Regions from separate parts of the Homo sapiens genome. Here region 2 is linked to region 1. The links are chromatin loops, found by intact Hi-C in ENCODE. Cell type or tissue: ascending aorta. All regions are shown on one strand.

Region 1 (8,000 bases):
AGTGTGGCCCTCTGTCGCCACCTTGGAGCCCCCTCCCCCATACCTGCTATCGCCTGCATTGGCCACGTACACCTTGCCTAGCAGGTAGATCACAACCAGTGCACAGCAGCCCCCCTCCACTTGGTGGCCACGCCGCTCCCGGGCCATCTGCTCATCCTGCCACATAAGGAAGGGTCAGAGGTGGGTAGAAGGAGAGGTTCCAGCACACAGTCACCCTCCCCCTACCCCCTCCACCCGTAGAAATCAACTGGCCCAGCCAGGCTACACTGGAAGACAGGAGGGAAGACTGGGGTGTAACTGCCCCTTCTCCCTCCCCTCTGAACCAAGCTCTGCTCAGGCTCTCAAAGGTGTTGTGGGTTCTCAGGGTAACCCCCTCTGGCTTCCACACAGAGTTGGCCAGAGTGGTTGCCTAGCAGGCTCTTGGCCCAGGTCACCCACTCACCATGAGCTGGAAGGCATTCTCAACGGCCCCCACTACCAGGCTCTCGTGGCTCACTTCCTTCTGTGAAGACCAGCAGGACTGAGGGCCAAGCAAGTGAGAGGGATCGGAGGAATCTGGGGTCCCCGGAGTGGTTGGGAGGCAGAGGGGTGGTGGCGAAGGGTCCTGAAGTATCTCTACCAGGTCCTTTAGCTGCTCTCGGATATGGCGATGCAGGAGCCGTGAGGCCATTTCAGCAGCTCCGCCCCCTGCATGCCCATCAAATAGGCCCCAGTAGTAGAAGCAGAGTCCCTGGTGGAGGAAAAGTTGGAGGTGAGTTTTGTTTGTGTGTGTGTGTGTGTGTGTGTGTGTGTGTGTTATGCAAGGTGAATAACAAGACTCTGGGCATCCATACAAACATCTGAGAGGTCAGTGTTTGCTACTGAAGGCAAATTAGGTTTATTCACATAAGGCTTCGTATGTGTCAAGAGAAAGGAAAGGCTCAAAAACCCAAACTCAGAGGATAACAGATCCAAAACTCAGCACTGGCAATTAAATCATCCATAAATATGTGAGCCTCTACATTTTAGGTGGGAAAGTAACATTCATGCTTACATGGTAGAATCTAACTGATGAATACCAGGTAAAGGTTCTGTGCCAGAAGGTAGATAGCCAGTGAGTTCATCAGGTCTTCCGCATGGCTCAGATTTAAAACCAGAGGCCTGAGTCCCTGGGGAGAGGTGTCACTGTGTCTCTGGGAAAGGGGATGGGTCTTACCTGGCCTCGGCTAGGCTCCCTAGGTACTCCTGTAACACTCCTCCGACCTTCCACATACACCACTTCACAGCAAGCCTGGTCCTCATTGTGCCGACTCTTGCCAGCATTGATGACCCTGCCAGGCCAGAATGACCACATCAGGTTGGACACCAGACCAGGTCCTGGAATAACCCCCACCTTAGACACACACCGTCTCCTGCGCCCGCTGGCCAAGCTGAGAAAGGTCACAGCCACCTGGGATCCAGGCCAGAGGGAGGAGGAGAAGGGAGGGCTGGCAAGGTGTAAGGAGTACTGTTTGGGTGGCCAGCCCTACCACTTCACAGAAAGGCCAGCAGGAGCTTCTGGCCAACCGCTATGTCCCCTGCCTGCCTCACTTCCCCCATCCCTGGCAAAAAAAAAAGAAAAAAGAAAAAGGCATTCCTAGTGGTGCTTCTGGGGGAGGGGCTAGTTGGTAGCAGAAGTTTTACTTCCCTGCTAGCTAGACCCTACATCCCACCCTCAACCACTATCAACTCTCCCAGTGCCTTGTCCCCAGCACCTCATCCTCATGGGCACACCCACCCTTATCCTAAAACCATCCAGCGAAAGTTTCTGCTGCCTTAACAATGAGGAAGCTCTCCAGCCCAGATCGGGAAAGAGGAACTGAAATAGAGTAGAAGTGAAAGCCCACCTGGACTGGGCAGGAGCCACATACCCATAAACTCCTCCCACACAGGAGGCTAAGGGAGGTGGTGGTGGGTCCATGGGCCACCAGCCACCTTCCTCAGCGAACTGAGCGCCCCCATCTCCCTCGGTGCTCTGCGTTCCCGGCAGATGCATTTAAAATACACACAGCCCGGGGGCCAGCCGGCCGCTCCGGGCAGGGGGTCCGCTTCTTTGCCAGGCCAGCACGAGTTGGCAGGCTGAAGGGCATCTAAATGGGACCCTCCTCTACCCCGGGCGTCCCCCTCCCCGCTCCTGGGGAAGCTGGCGGCCTCCTGGTGTCGCGGGCTATTTCTGGGTGTGGAGGGGGAGGGGAACTACGGTAAGAGGGACAGGGAACTGGGGCGCTGGAGCCGGGAAGCGGGTGAGCGAGTCTTCCCAACCGCTATGTCCCCTATTAAAAAGAACCCCGCTCCTTCGTGAAACCCCTTTTCCCTTAGCCTTTAAGCTGCCGGGCCGCGACGGGGAACTGGCCAACTCATCCTTCGCCGGGCTCTCCGCCCTCCGGGCTCTGGGGCAGAACAGGGTCCTGAGGCGGCGTGGGCGAGGGCAGTCAATGAGCGGGAAGGACGTGAAGAAGGTGACACAGGCTGCCCCCCACTGGAAAATGGGTTGGGAGGGGGTGCGGCCCGAAGACCAGAGGATAGCAAAGGTCCACGGAAAAGGGAGCTCCTGGCCCGGACGCGGCGTGGGGAACGCGTCCTAGCGCCGGGGATGCGGAGCTGGGGAGAGGGGTGGGAGCCCCATCCTGGTTTGGGTGCCCCAGGGGGCGCTCACTCGGCGTAGCCTGTGCTCCAGGGCAGGCGGCGGCCCGTGTCCGGGGGGCTTTGCACAGCCCGGCCCGCGTGGTCATCGGCGCGTCGCAGCCCCCCGGGGCTCAGCTGCAGAAAGGTCGGTCTGGAGAAGCTCGCTCGAGCCTCAACAGCCTTCGCGGGCGTCGCGCTCCCGCTCCCAGCCTTCGCGGGAGGGCTCCTGGGCGCTTCTGGAGCGGCGGCGGGCGGCGCCGAGGCGGCGTTGGGCAGGTCCGGGGATTTGGGGCGCGGAGGCGGAGCGCCCCCGGAGCTCACCAGGTGCGCCACGGCCGAGCGCACCCGGTTTAGCATGCTGCCTCCCTGCCCCGCCCTCGGCCGCGGCCCCGCCCCCGCCCAGGCCCCGCCCCCATGGCTCCGCGTGGGCGGTGCTCGCGCCAGCCGGCCCTTCCCTGCTACTGGCTCCCGGCCAGCTGGGCGGGTCCCGGGCGAAACTTGCCCTTGCTCTGGGCCACCCCAGGAACCGGCCCACGGGTCCCCGGCCTCTGCCCCGCCCCATTCCGGCTTGGCCCCGCCTCCGTTTCTTAGGGGTAGGTTCTGTTGCTGTGGGAAGGGGGCGGAGAGAAGGAAACCTTATTTCAGCCGTGCGCTAGATTAGACACAGCTAGAATGTCTCCATTGTGACGGGGGCTGAGGGACAAGGGGGTGCGGTCTCCTCGCTCTCGGTTCGGTGTGGCCAGCCAGCCCAGAGAGCCATGGAGCTAATGACCTCAGAGCAAAACAGGCGCTTGGGAGCCGCTGGGTATGAGGCGCCAGGTGTGACACCACCTCTGGATGGGGCTGCTGGAGCGAGAGCGGGCAAGCTGGTACCGGGTGGGGTTGCGGGATTAATGACGCAGGCTGCAGCCGACCACCCCGGAATCAGGAGCCGGGGTAGATTCCTGGGCTCCTGATGCGCTGTTCCCCGTGAAGACCACCTCTAGATCTGGGAGAGCGGTTGCTACTCCCACCCTCCTTTCTCTCTCAGAACCCAGGTCTTTCCCACAATGCAGACCTTCCCTGACCACAGCAGGACAAGCTATTAATAGGATAATAACAACATAACAAATACTATTTATTGAAGAAGTACTGCATACTAGACCCTTTACAAAGCACGTTCCATACAGTATTAGGTTATTTATACTGCACACCAATCCTTCAAGATGGTTTTTTTTCTGTCAGTTTCACGGATGAGGCAGGACGGGACGCTTCCTGTCATTTTACCGTGACTTGCCCCAGGAGGTCACACGGTCAAGTGAAAGATTCACACCTATGTCGGCCTCCTGACATTCAAACCTGCTCTGTCTTAAGAACCAAGCTTACTTCTCCGGATCAGGGAGGAAGGGCTAGAAAGGAGATCAATGGCAGAGAGAGGAGTGGGGGTTCCTCCCCTCCCATCCTTCTCTTAGGGCCAGGGCTGAGAGCAGTCCGGGAATGCTGAGCAAGTTCTGTGTCTACCGCCAGGGGGAGACAGAGGCCAGGCTAAGCCCTTGCCTAAGAAGAGTAAAAGCACACTCACTGGAAGACCAGGACAGAGCCCAATGCCTGGTTGGCTGCCCGTTCTTCCTAACTTCTCCCCTCTGGGAGAGGGTGGTACTGACCTGATGCCACAAGAGCTCTGTCTCTAAACCTCCTATCAGAAAGTTGATCGCTAGGTATCCACAGACACCACCCATCCACACATCTCAAATGGGGACAACGCCGTTGTGGCCCTCAAGCAAGTTGGAAGTAGCCATCAGGGACTACGGCACCCAGTTCACGGCTGGAACTTTTCTGGGCTCTGTCGGCCAGGTGCTTCCTGACCACATACCACTTTGTTCCCCAGGCTAAACTGTGTCCCCAGAAGGGATGACTTTCTTGGCAGCTTCCAAATAAAGATCCCACAGTGGTCCTTCAGGTTGGTAGACTTACTATGCCTGCTTTGTTACACCTGAGCTTTAGGCAGAGAGAGACAGAGGAAAAGAAGTCACAGGAGAGAAAAAAAACAGACCCCAAGGCAAATAGAGCAGCAAAAGAAGACGGGGACAAAGAACAGGCTGCTTCTATAGGTTTTCCCCTGCTATTTGAGAAAAACTGGAACCAACTCTCAGATAAATAACAGCAGCAGCAAGCCAGCAACTGAAGAAACAAATATAACTCCTGGTTGTTTTTATTATTCAGTGTTTCTGGGACAGTTTACTTACCACTTCTTCGTGTCACCCAGCTCCCTATTCCCTGCCCTTTCTAGCACCCACCATGGTGTGGCTGCAAGCTGTCCGCAAAGCTAAGCCAAGAGACCCCCCCAGCCCCAGCACCAGATGATCAGCAGGGAGAATAACAGCTCCCTGGGGCTCCAGAACAGCCCCCAGCCATGGCCTAATCCTAAGGCTCCTCCTCCCTGAACCTCTCACCTCCTATTCCTGGCACCATTATGCCTCCTCCATCCTCAGACTGCCCCAGAACCTGGTGAGGTCATCACCTCTACTCATCCCTGAGGCAGCGGAAAGTGAGAGAGAAAAGGGGATGGGGTATGAAGAAGCAGACTTGTGGGATGTTTTTCTCTGTGAAGAGTGAGACTCTGCTTAGTGGCTGGCCCTGCTGGGGGAGTGTGAAGCTTGAACCAAGGAGGGGGACTGGACAGCCTCAAGACAGGCCCCTTTATCTCAGGCCACAGTGGTGGCTCAGGGCCCAGAACTGGTCATCTTCTGCCTTGTCTCTCCCCTTCACATCACCCTAAACCCAAAGGCCTCTTAAACTAAGAGGAAAGTCCCTTCAAATTCACAGAACACCACTTCCTCTCATTTGTCTAATACATTCGCATCCAAAACAGATCTCTGTAAAGAATTATTCAGTTGCAATTAATTACATTACAATTTTTCTGATAAAGAAACTGGGTCTCAGGCCAGGAGTGGTGGCTCACACCTGTAATCCCAGCACTTTGAGAGGCCATGGTGGATGGATCAGTTGAGTCCAGGAGTTCAAGACCAGCCTGGGCAACATAGCAAAACCCTGTCTCTACAAAAAATACAGAAAATTAACCCTGGCTTGGTAGTGCACTACAGACTACCCCTATAGTCCCAGCTACTCAGGTGGCTGACATGGGAGGATCATTTGATCCCAGGAGGTGGAGATTACAATGAACCAAGATCTGGGTGACAGAGTGATGAGATCCTGTCCCCAAAAAATAAATAAATAAAAAAGAAAAGAAAAAGAATGAAAGAAAGAGAAGGAAGGAAGGAAGAAAGAAAGAGAAACAAGAAACTAGGTCTCAGAATTTGGTTCCCATGTTGGTATTCACACTTAACATCCATAGGGACCATTCATAGCCTACTACTGTCCTCCTGCCTAATGCCCACACCCTCATACTTCCTCTAGCCCTCCCAGCCCCTGAGAGCACCACTCCTGGGAGAGGAAGAGATATTTACTATTCCCTCCTAAATATCATTCTAGAAGAGTGCTGCTGAACAGAACTTTGTGCACTGACGGGAATGTTCTACATCTGCTCTGTCCAATACAGCAGTCCCTATCTTCGTGTGGCTATTGAGCATTTGAAATATGGTGCCTACTAATGAGGAACTGAATTTTAAGTTTTATTTAATTAATTTAGATTTAAATTTAAATATCAACATGCCACTAGTGGCTACCGTATTGGACAATGCAGTTCTGCAATCTTCAAAGCTCAAAAACCCTGAGGGTCTAGTCAATCACTCCTCACTCCCAGCTCCTTTCCCCCCAGCACCTCCACCTCCCCTGAGCCAGGGCACTGGGGGCCACAAGACCTTCAGGGTTTTGAGGGACCTCCTCTGAGTTGCCACCACGGAGGTGTCCATCCTCACTGAACCTGCGGGTGCCGGATGTCCTCTCTCCCTTCCTCTTGCCCTCGGCCGCCAGGGGCCGCTGCGTCTCGGCTGTGCCCATCCGTTCAGCCGAGCGCCTGGCACTGTCCCGAAGGAGGCGGCGGCGCCCACGCGGGGCTGGAGGAGCGGGGGTAGCCCGGGGCGAGGCGGCGGTTGCGGCGGCGGCTGCGCGCTCCCCGGCCTGCCGGCAGGAACCTTGGAAAAAACCCGGCTGAGTTCTGCAGAGCTGGCGGGGCCGGGCCCAGAGCTCCCCTGTGCCCAGAGCCCGGCCCGCCCTGCGGATGATGCCAACCTGACCAGAACCCCGCTGTCCCGGGGGCGCAGCAACTTGGTGAAGGGGACAGGGCTCCGGACTAGACAGCACCCAAGCTGGCCGCTCCCTCCCAAAGTCTGTCTTTCGGAGTGCTGGTCCCTGGCTCAGTGGCAAGGAAGACTTCAGGCCAGCAGATCGAACCAGTGGGCATCACCGTGGACCAGGTAGGTCCCAGGTGTGGGGGCTCAGAATGTGGAGGAATGAGTAGGCGTTAGGGGGGTTTGTGGGGAGAGAAGGTGAAGAAAGGTTGAAGATTCTTGTGGTTCACATCCTCAAACCCTTGTAATGCAGGCTGCTAACTCAGCCTCACTAAACCCCTGGATTGGGATTTAGGAAAAATAGGCTAGGAAATTGAGGCAGGAGCATGGAAGTCGAAAAACACATCCCAGAAGCTTCTATGTCCAGCTGTTTCAGGGAGGGAGGGAATAGAATGCCAGGGATGAGAGCCCAAATGAACACCCCCACCCCTCTGCTCCCCACCCCACCAAGGTCTTTTGGGCCTTGGGGTTCCTAGGAGAGATGCCTGAGTTGGATTGGAGGATGTTGCAGCTCAGAGGGAAATAGGATCACCTGAGAGAAGACAAAGCTGCATTTGTGATGGTCAAAAGGAGGGTTCCTGGAGGGCAGGGAGAAGAGATCTCTACTCAGGAAAGAGGCACATCTAGAAGAGTGGGAAGCTCAGCCCAGGGAGCACACCCATCCCCTGGGAACTGGCACCTCTTCTCTGTGTTCCTCCAGATTCCCCTTATGCTCTCGCTCCTAGGAGCTAGGACTCAGGGGTCTCTGTCCTTCCGGGGCCCCACCATCCTATATGTTTCAGTTCTGCCTCCCTTTAGAGAGGTGAGGGAAGAGAGGTTCTTAGGGAGAAATGGAAAGCTATTGGAGGCTGTGGCCTTCAAAGGCTCAGGGACCTGGAGTGTCCCCATTCCAGCCCTCTGGTGTGGGAATGGGGGCAAGGGATGCTAAGCCAAGCCAGCTCCATGTGAGTCCAGGAAGCAGGTGCCATAGTGGGTAGGAGGTGGAAGCAAAGAGGATCAGGGCCTCAGGTATCTCCCACGTGCCTCTTCCAGCAGGAATCTGTCAGGTTCTGCTCCTTCCTTGACCCTCAGCTCCCTCCCAAGGCCAGAGAGATGACAGCTGTGATTCTTAGACCCCTCCCTACCATC
Region 2 (8,000 bases), 88 kb after region 1:
GTGGTGGTTAGAGCCCGTAACTACCCATAATGACTTCATGGGGCTCAGCCCAGGTAGGGGCCCAGACATTTCAAGCTAATGACTTTTCTTCCCTTTTTATTCTGTCTGTATTAGCTCCCTGCATGGATTGAAAGGTGCTTATTAACACAAGCGCCCCTGATAATTAGGTTGGTCCTGGCTTCATTAAACACTGATGGGCTTCCTGCTTTTGGGTCCAGACAAGAGAAGGAGCCAGAAGACAGGATTCTCCTCCCCATAGGTCTCCGGGGTGCAGATAGGGCAAGGTGGCACTTTCTTCTCATGTTCCTGGGTTGAGCTGAGTGAAAAGGGAGGCAAGAGATAGGAGTAAAAGCAACTGGAAGAGGCCTTTTCCCTATTTATCCCACCTACGGGCTAAACCTTGATGTTCTTATCTGCTCATTGGGCTTAGAACCAGAGACTATGAAAGCTAGAAGAGACCTCAGATATCAATCTTCACATTTTTATCATAAAAAAGAGGTGAGGGCCGGACATGGTGGCTCACACCTGTAATCCCAGCACTTTGGGAGGCTGAGGCAAGCAGATCACCTGAGGTCAGGAGTTCAAGACCAGCCTGACCAACATGGAGAAACCCTGTATCTACTAAAAATACAAAATTAGCTAGGCGTGGTGGCGGGCGCCTGTAATCCCAGCTACTAAGGAGGCTGAGGCAGGAGAATCACTTGAACCCAAGAGGCAGAGGTTGTGGTGAGCCGAGATTGAGCCATTGCACTCCAGCCTGGGCAATGGGAGCGAAACTCTGTCTAAAAAAAAAAAAAAAAAAAAAAGAAGTGAGAAGTCTATGCAGGTCCAGAGAGGGAACAGAACTTGCTCGAGATCACACACCTTAGCTGTGCCAAAACCATGCTCAAAACCCAGGTCTTTTGGCTACTCCAGGCTCAGCGATCCTTGACGTATCTCACAGGACTGTCCCAGGGATCAGGAGGTGGAAGAGAGGAAAGTGGTGTGAAAGTAAGGACCCCACGCAGTGGGAGGACTTCCTGTCTGGGCTGTGCTGCTCATGAGGTCCTGGGCTGCAGGCCTGGGGGGTCAGCCTCCAGAGTCTCCTTACCTGCCCTGCTTGCCTCATAGGGCCCTGGGGAGGAGGGGGCTTGTGAAAGTGCCTTGAGAAGCAAAACCTGTCAAGCTATTCTACCGGCCGGCTGTGTGCTCACTCCTGCCTCTGTCTCCCCAAATCCCCACTTGTGCCCTTTCTCCCAGGAGCCTGAGGATGCTGCTGAGCCCAGCCAGTTACACAAGCCTCGGTCAGCATCATCAACAGCCACTTCTCCATTTGCTTTCTGAATTATTTAGCCCTCCTCTTCCCAGCCCACCCCAGACCTTTTACCACATTAAACCTTCAAATAGGCCTGAACCTTGGCTTGGGAAACAACATTTCCTTACTGTCCCTGCCATAACGTTTTGGAGAGGGCACATCTCCCTATAGATTGGTTTTCCTCTTCACCATGCCTGGTGGTAATTGACAGTGCCTGGGTCCTAATGAGGGAACAGGCCCAGCCAGGGTGAGGCAGAGGGCCCTGCCCTCTCCTAGTCCCTGGTTTGAGGTCCTGGCTATGGGTTCTCCCATCTATTCTTGCTGAGCACTTGCCAAATATTTAATGTCCTTCATCCAGCAAGCCAATGGCAGCTCTGGGGCTGGAAGGCTCCCGAGGTCATTTTGTCCCTTCCTCTGCTTTCAGGCTGGTGCACATCTCATCCAGGGTTGACAGATGGCGGCCTCTTCCCTGGGGCTGAGGCTTTCCTGCCCTCGCCCCTAGCTCCGGCCCACATAAGACCTGGAGAGACTTTTGTGTGGACTACCTGGAAGGCTCTGGTTGTTGTAGATGCCCCAGAGGAACAGCCCAGGGAGGGGCGGGGGGGGGCTCTTATGGGGTAGGGATGGAGGTGTCAGGGGAGGAAAAGTCTTTGGGTGCCACGACAAGCGGATGAAGCGTTCTGCTGTGTGGGGCTCAGGAGAGTCCACCTGAGACTAAGGAAGTCCTGCTGGCTTCTTTTTTTTTTGAAACAGAGTCTTGCTTTGTCACCCAGGCTGGAGTGCAGTGGCACCATCTCAGCTCACTGCAACCTCTGCCTCCGGGTTCAAGCAATTCTCATGCCTCAGCCTCCCAAGTAGCTGGGATTATAGGTGCTCACCACTGAGCCTGGCTAATTTTTTGTATTTTTAGTAGAGATGGGGTTTCACCATGTTGGCCAGGCTCATCTCTAACTCCTGACCTCAGGTGATCCGCCCGCTTTGGCCTCCCAAAGTGCTGGGATTACAGGTGTGAGCCACGGTGCCCTGCCCCTGCCTGCTTCTTTGTGTCTCATTTGTACTCATTTGTCTGTCTGTGGGTCCTATAGCCTGAACCAGCCCACAGTCCTGCCCTCCTCTCCACTCCCTGCCTGTCCTGTGGGCCCTGCTTGGAGAAAGCTACAACCTGGCTCCATGGAGCCCCCAGAAGGGAGCACTCCTTCCCCCTCCTGGTGCCCACTCGTCTGGATCTTCTGGGCGTCTCCCAGCCCTTCTGGCCCCTCACAATCTGGGTTTCCTGCCTGCAGTTCGCTAGTGCTCTCTCTCTCTAAATGGCAATGGCCAACCTCAGCTGGTGTCACAGAGCATGTCTAATGTGGCTGGTGCCCACCTGGGCTTGCCCTTCCTTTCCCATCCTCAGAGCTGGAAGTGACCCTATGGAGTTGGCAGACACCCCCATCCCCTTTCACTCTCACCACCCTCAGCCTATATGTTCTTCCATGAATCTGACTCGAATCTCTTCTGACAATTTTTTTTTTTTTGAGACAGAGTTTCGCTCTTGTCCCCCAAGCTGGAGGGCAGTGGCGCAATGTCAGCTCACTGCAACCTCTGCTCCTGGGTTCAAGCAATTCTCCTGCCTCAGCCTCCCGAGTAGCTGGGACTACAGGCACGTGCCACCATGCCCAGCTAATTTTTGTATTTTTAGTACAGGTGGAGTTTCATCATATCGGCCAGGATGGTCTCAAACTCCTGACATCAAGTGATCCGCCTACCTCAGCCTCCCAAAGTGCTAGGATTACAGGCATGAGCCACCACGTCTGGCTGACAAAGTTTAAATCTGCACCCTTCTGGGTGCAGAAGCCCTTCCCAGGACACCTCCTCTGTCTGGTGAACTTGGACTCTCCTTCAAACTTTAGTGCAGAGGCCACTCTCTCAGAACCCCCCACATCCCCTAGCCTCTCAGAGCAGAACAGGATGGCCTGTCCAACACCCCCTCTCCCCCACCCTGCATCCTATCCTGTCCTTTGAAATACTTCCCAGGTATGTGAATTTACATGTGTTTCTGACTCCCTAGTTGGTCTGTTATCTCCAGGCAGGGCAGGAAAGTGTCTTCAGTGCTCATGGCCTTATCTCCTGTACCTGCTCTGGAGTCCAGTAGTCGTAACAAGTAGTAGGAGCTCAGTAAATATTTGTTGAATGAACAAATAATTCTCTGAGCCCTGGAGGAAGGGTGGGCAGTGTCTCCAATGGACTGTGACAGTTACCTTAGTAAAAATCTGGGGCTGGGGTCCAGAAACCTTGTGTGGCCCCTCTGCATTCCTGTAGTCACAAGGTTGGGTGCTTAGTGAGCCTGGCTGGCCAGGCAGGGCAGGTGCCTGGCGTGATGGGACAGTGCCATCTAGCTGCGGCTAGGCCAGAGCAACAACAGGGCCCGCGAGTTGGCTTGGTCAAAGCGATGTCATACAGGGAGTCCCTGGGCACTGCTAATTCCTTAGCAAGCAAGCAGCTAAGGGGTTGACACAACCTCAGCTTAATTGGTCTCCAACTTGAGGCCTAGGCTGCTATAAGGGGAGCCCAGGGTCAGGCTGGAGATGCCTTTGAAGGAGCCCCCGGTGGATACCAAACTTATCAAAAGCACCTGGAAATGACCCTGCATGTGACCAGGCTACTTACAGAGGCGGTGTCCAGGTCACTGGGTATTGTCCTACTGTATGCTTGATGGCCCCATCATACAGGGGGCAGTACGGAACTCTGAATGCGGAACAAATGCATGTCCCCAGGACTGTTGAGGGTGCTGGGAGCCAGGCCCCTGTTCACTTCCTCACTCTGGACCTCATCTGTCCAGGGGGCAGAGACAGGGTCTACAGCATCCTGTCTTCCTCACAGCCTGGCATGGGCCTGGCAGACACATAGACCCTTGCTCTGTGGCTCTGCCTGGCAGAAGCCGACCGGTGTGAGAAGAGCCTTCTAGCAGTTGGAGCTGTGTAGGCACCAAAAGGGCTGTTCTGTGAGAGGATGAGTCCTTGTCACTGTCAGTGCTCAGATCAAGGCAGCCTTAGCTGGGTCAAATGCTAAGCTGGGAGTGCTCTATTGGACTGGATTACATGCCTTCTGATAGTCCCTTAACTTGACGATTGTATAAAATGTAAACTGCTCAATGCATATCCCTCCCATAGCACTTTAACACTGTTCACTGTAAATCTGTGCCACAAGCTAGGATCCTCAAGAAGCAAACTCTGAGACGGAGATAAGTGTTCAGGACATTTGTTAGGGAGTTCTCTTGGGATGATCCCTTGTGGAAGAGAGGGGCAACAGCAGTGAGATTGGACAGAGGGAGAAGTTGAGCTGCACTGCAGTCTGAACAACAGTCCCAGCTGACCCTGCAGGGAGCTTGGGAGCTGGAATGACCTTCAGAGTTGTCTCAAACTGGGGAGAGCAGGCTGGGTGTTCATAGTATATATTGATCTGTCATTGGGTGCAGGCTGGCCTGGGCAGGTGGTGTGATCTAGGGCAGTCCTGGAAGGGGCTGGCTGTGCTCCCTGAGGGTGGGGAATGTGTCCTGCATTTCTGGAGGGGGTCCGCACACAGCAGCATCTGCCACTCTTCCGGTGCTGACATTTTAAGCAGCAGTGAGCAGTAAGGAAGGTCATTTGGGGCAGTGAACCCTGTCCTGTGTTTCTCAATCCCTGCCCTTGAACAGCTCCCTAAGGGGCAATGACCAGAGTCCTAGTGGGGGTGCTCTGGCCCCTCCACATTCATTTTCTCTGCCTATTCTGAGAGGAGGTTCAGGCTGGAGGTCTGGTGGGGAGGTGGTGAGCACAGGAGGTGCACAAAGGGACAAAAGGCTCTTGCCTTAAATGCCCACAATTAGAACCAGCTCCTTTCTATTCCCACCATGCAAGGGCCCTAATTAAAATTTAAACTCATGTTTCCTTTTTTTCTTTTTAAAGTTTCCATGGTAGGTAATTAACTTTTCCTTTCTGCGAGTGAGCAACTAATTAATGCTCTGTTCATAAGGACGGCGATCAGAGCACTGCGACTTGCCTGGGAGTTTGTTTCTTTCATTTATTTCCACCTTCCAAAAGAACTGGCTTGGTGAAAGTGGGGGCAGAGAAAGGAAAGAAGCTCTGCCAACATCTGTTGTGTGCAGCAGGGTGCTGACAAAGTCCTTACAACATGAAATCCTTACCATGAGGAGGGCATACAGGGTCTTCCCTGGACCAACAGAAGCAGCCGGGTGCAAAAGTGTTCCTGTCTAAGTGAGCCTTCCTCAGGAGGGGCCAGCTGAATACTTCCCTGGGGAACAAAAGCACCTGTGGCTGAACTGCACTGGCATCATGGGTGTGAGGGCCCTCCCACTGCCAGCCTCTGTGCCTTCCTCTCCCAGGCCCCTGGGTTCACCTCCTGGCCACACAAGCCTCAGGGAGAGGATACGGATTAACAGTGTTTGTACAAATTGCAGGGACAAGGGAACATTTCCCCTTCGTCCTTTGAAGTTTTGCTGAAAATCACTGACAAGAGGCAGATTAGTGAGAGAAAAAGTAGACAAACAGATTTAATGTGTACATGGCAGACTTCAGAATAAAGACCCAAAAGATACAGAGGAAATTGTCCATTTTTATGCTGAGGTTCAACAAAGTATGGACAGCTATGTAGAAATGTGACTGGACAGGCTGGGCACGGTGGCTCACACCTGTAATCCCAGCACTTTGGGAGGCCAGGTTGGTGGATCACCTGAGGTCGGGAGTTCAAGACTGGGCCTGACCAACATGGAGAAACCCCGTCTCTACTAAAAATACAAAATTAGCTGGGCATGGTGGCACATGCCTGCAATCCCAGCTACTCCAGAGGCTGAGGCAGGAGAATCCCTTGAACCCGGGAGGCGGAGGTGGCAGTGAGCCGAGATTGCGCCATTGCACTCCAGCCTGGGAAACAAGAGCTAAACTCCATCTCAAAAAAAAAAAAAAAAAAAAAAAAGCCAGGCATGGTAGCTCATTCCTGTAAGCCCAGCACTTTGGGAGGCCAAGGCAGGCGGATCACCTGAGGTCAGGAGTTCGAGACCAGCCTGACCAACATGGAGAAACCCCATCTCTACTGAAAATACAACATTAGCCGGGTGTGGTGGTACATGCCTGTAATCCCAGCTACTCAGGAGGCTGAGACAGGAGACTTGCTTGAACCCAGGAGGCGGAGGTTGCAGTGAGCCGAGACTGCACTATTGCACTCCAGCCTGGGCAATGAGTGAAACTCTGTCTCAGGAAAAAAAAAAAAAAAAAGTATGATTGGACAAAAAGAGTACGATCTAACGCTAACAGACTGAGTGGGGAATCCCAGCAGGGCCGGTCTGTCTAGATTCTTCTTGGCCTCTCAGAGCACGCATTCCTGCATTCCTTCCTTCTGAATGTGGGGCAGGACCCTCTCTGGAATGGGGGTCTTATAACCCATAGTCAAACAAGGCAGGTCAGGTAATTTCTTTATGACCAGTTTTTACACAGAAAGGCAGAGGCAAAGTTAGATTAATGATTTTTGGTTTTATGGCTGGCTTTGGGGAAAAGGTGCTGGTTTCAATGACTTGGTGGGGAAGAGGGATTCTATGGCTAGCCTTGGGGAGAAAAGGATTGAGAGACAAGAGAATGGATAAATAAAGAATGCTGAGGTCACCCAGAAAGAAGAAAGGCAAGAAGCAGCTACCAGAGTTGGGGAATAAGAGGGAAGCATTTTATAGAAGCTTGGAGAGTGAATGAGGGTGCCCTGAGCAAGTGGGGCTCAGACCCCTGACTCATGGAGCCAATCAATTCTATAAAGATCCAAATGCAAAACTAACAACAAATGTTGTTTCGACATATGTACCGATGTGGCAAAATTTTTAAAAAGCAAGGGAACGATAAACACAAATTTAAATGGCAATTACCTCTTCCACAGGGAGGCAGAGGGGTGGAGGAAAAGGCACATATAGGACGATGCAAGTTATATGATTTCTAGTTCTCGTGAGTGATGGGCTCATGGGTGTTGATCGTATTTTGTTTTATAAGTAACATTTAAAAATATGTTTTGTGGTATCTCCTTTCTGAAAAGGACCCCAATGTTTCCTCCCTCCTAGAATTCATATTCCCTCTCACATCGTACCAGGGTTGGCCTGTGTCAGCAATAGAATATGGCAGAGGTGATAGTATGTCACTTCCAAAATTAGGTTCTAAAAGACACCATGGCTTCTATTTTGGTTTCTCTTGCCTGCTGTCTCTTGGCATATTCGCTCTGGGGCAAGCCAGCTGCTATGTTCCTAGCAGCCTACCGGGAGGGCCCAGTGGCAAGAAATTAAGTCTGCCAAGGACAGCTGTGTGAGTGATCTTGGAAGTGAATCCTTCCCAGCCTTCAGATGACTGCAGTCCTGACCAACATCTTTTTGTTTGTTTGTTTGTTTGTTTGTTTGTTTGTTTGTTTGTTTTGAGATGGAGTTTCGCTGTTGTTGCCCAGGCTGGAGTGCAATGGCGTGATCTCGGCTCACTGCAAACTCTGCCTCCTGGGTTCAAGTGATTCTCCTGCCTCAGCCTCCCGAGTAGCTGGGATTACAGGCATGCACCACCACGCCTGACTAATTTTGTATTTTTAGTAGAGACGGGGTTTCTCCATGTTGGTCAGGCTGGTCTTGAACTCCCAACCTCAGGTGATCCGCCCGCCTCAGACTCCAAAGTGCTGGGATTACAGGTGTGAGCCACCACGCCCGGCCCTG

Evidence for each region. Hi-C counts contacts between places; a loop is a spot of excess contacts. Peaks named below come from ENCODE experiments on the same cell type or tissue, not always from the same donor. Only the 100,000 strongest peaks of a DNase experiment are listed, where the experiment ranks them.
Region 2: a loop joins it to region 1, with 10 times the contacts of the local background. A loop is called at or near these places in 104 of 110 quality-filtered maps.

What each region holds. Positions count from the first base shown.
Region 1 is chr1:112,712,302-112,720,301 of GRCh38, forward strand. PPM1J (protein phosphatase, Mg2+/Mn2+ dependent 1J) reads right to left here and starts at 3,031. Exons shown (of 10, transcript NM_005167.7): 1 at 2,675-3,031; 2 at 1,196-1,310; 3 at 443-730; 4 at 44-156. The coding sequence starts at 3,000. TAFA3 (TAFA chemokine like family member 3) reads left to right here and starts at 6,604. Exons shown (of 6, transcript NM_182759.3): 1 at 6,604-6,998. PPM1J-DT (PPM1J divergent transcript) reads left to right here and starts at 3,310. Exons shown (of 2, transcript XR_947714.4): 1 at 3,310-3,462; 2 at 4,150-5,495. RefSeq lists enhancers at 2,062-2,121, 3,086-3,380 and silencers at 2,582-3,371, 6,664-6,713. In ascending aorta, CTCF peaks have their summits at 4,141 (motif pointing right) and 6,550 (motif pointing right); DNase peaks (open chromatin) are centred at 2,470, 3,200, 4,150, 6,590 and 3 weaker places; H3K4me3 peaks cover 3,596 bases; H3K27ac peaks cover 2,620 bases.
Region 2 is chr1:112,800,695-112,808,694 of GRCh38, forward strand. No RefSeq gene overlaps it. Among named protein-coding and RNA genes, the nearest start is that of LINC01357, 45 kb to the right of the region's middle. RefSeq lists enhancers at 1,952-2,452, 2,453-2,953, 3,430-3,479 and a silencer at 3,590-3,739. In ascending aorta, a CTCF peak has its summit at 3,673; a DNase peak (open chromatin) is centred at 3,696.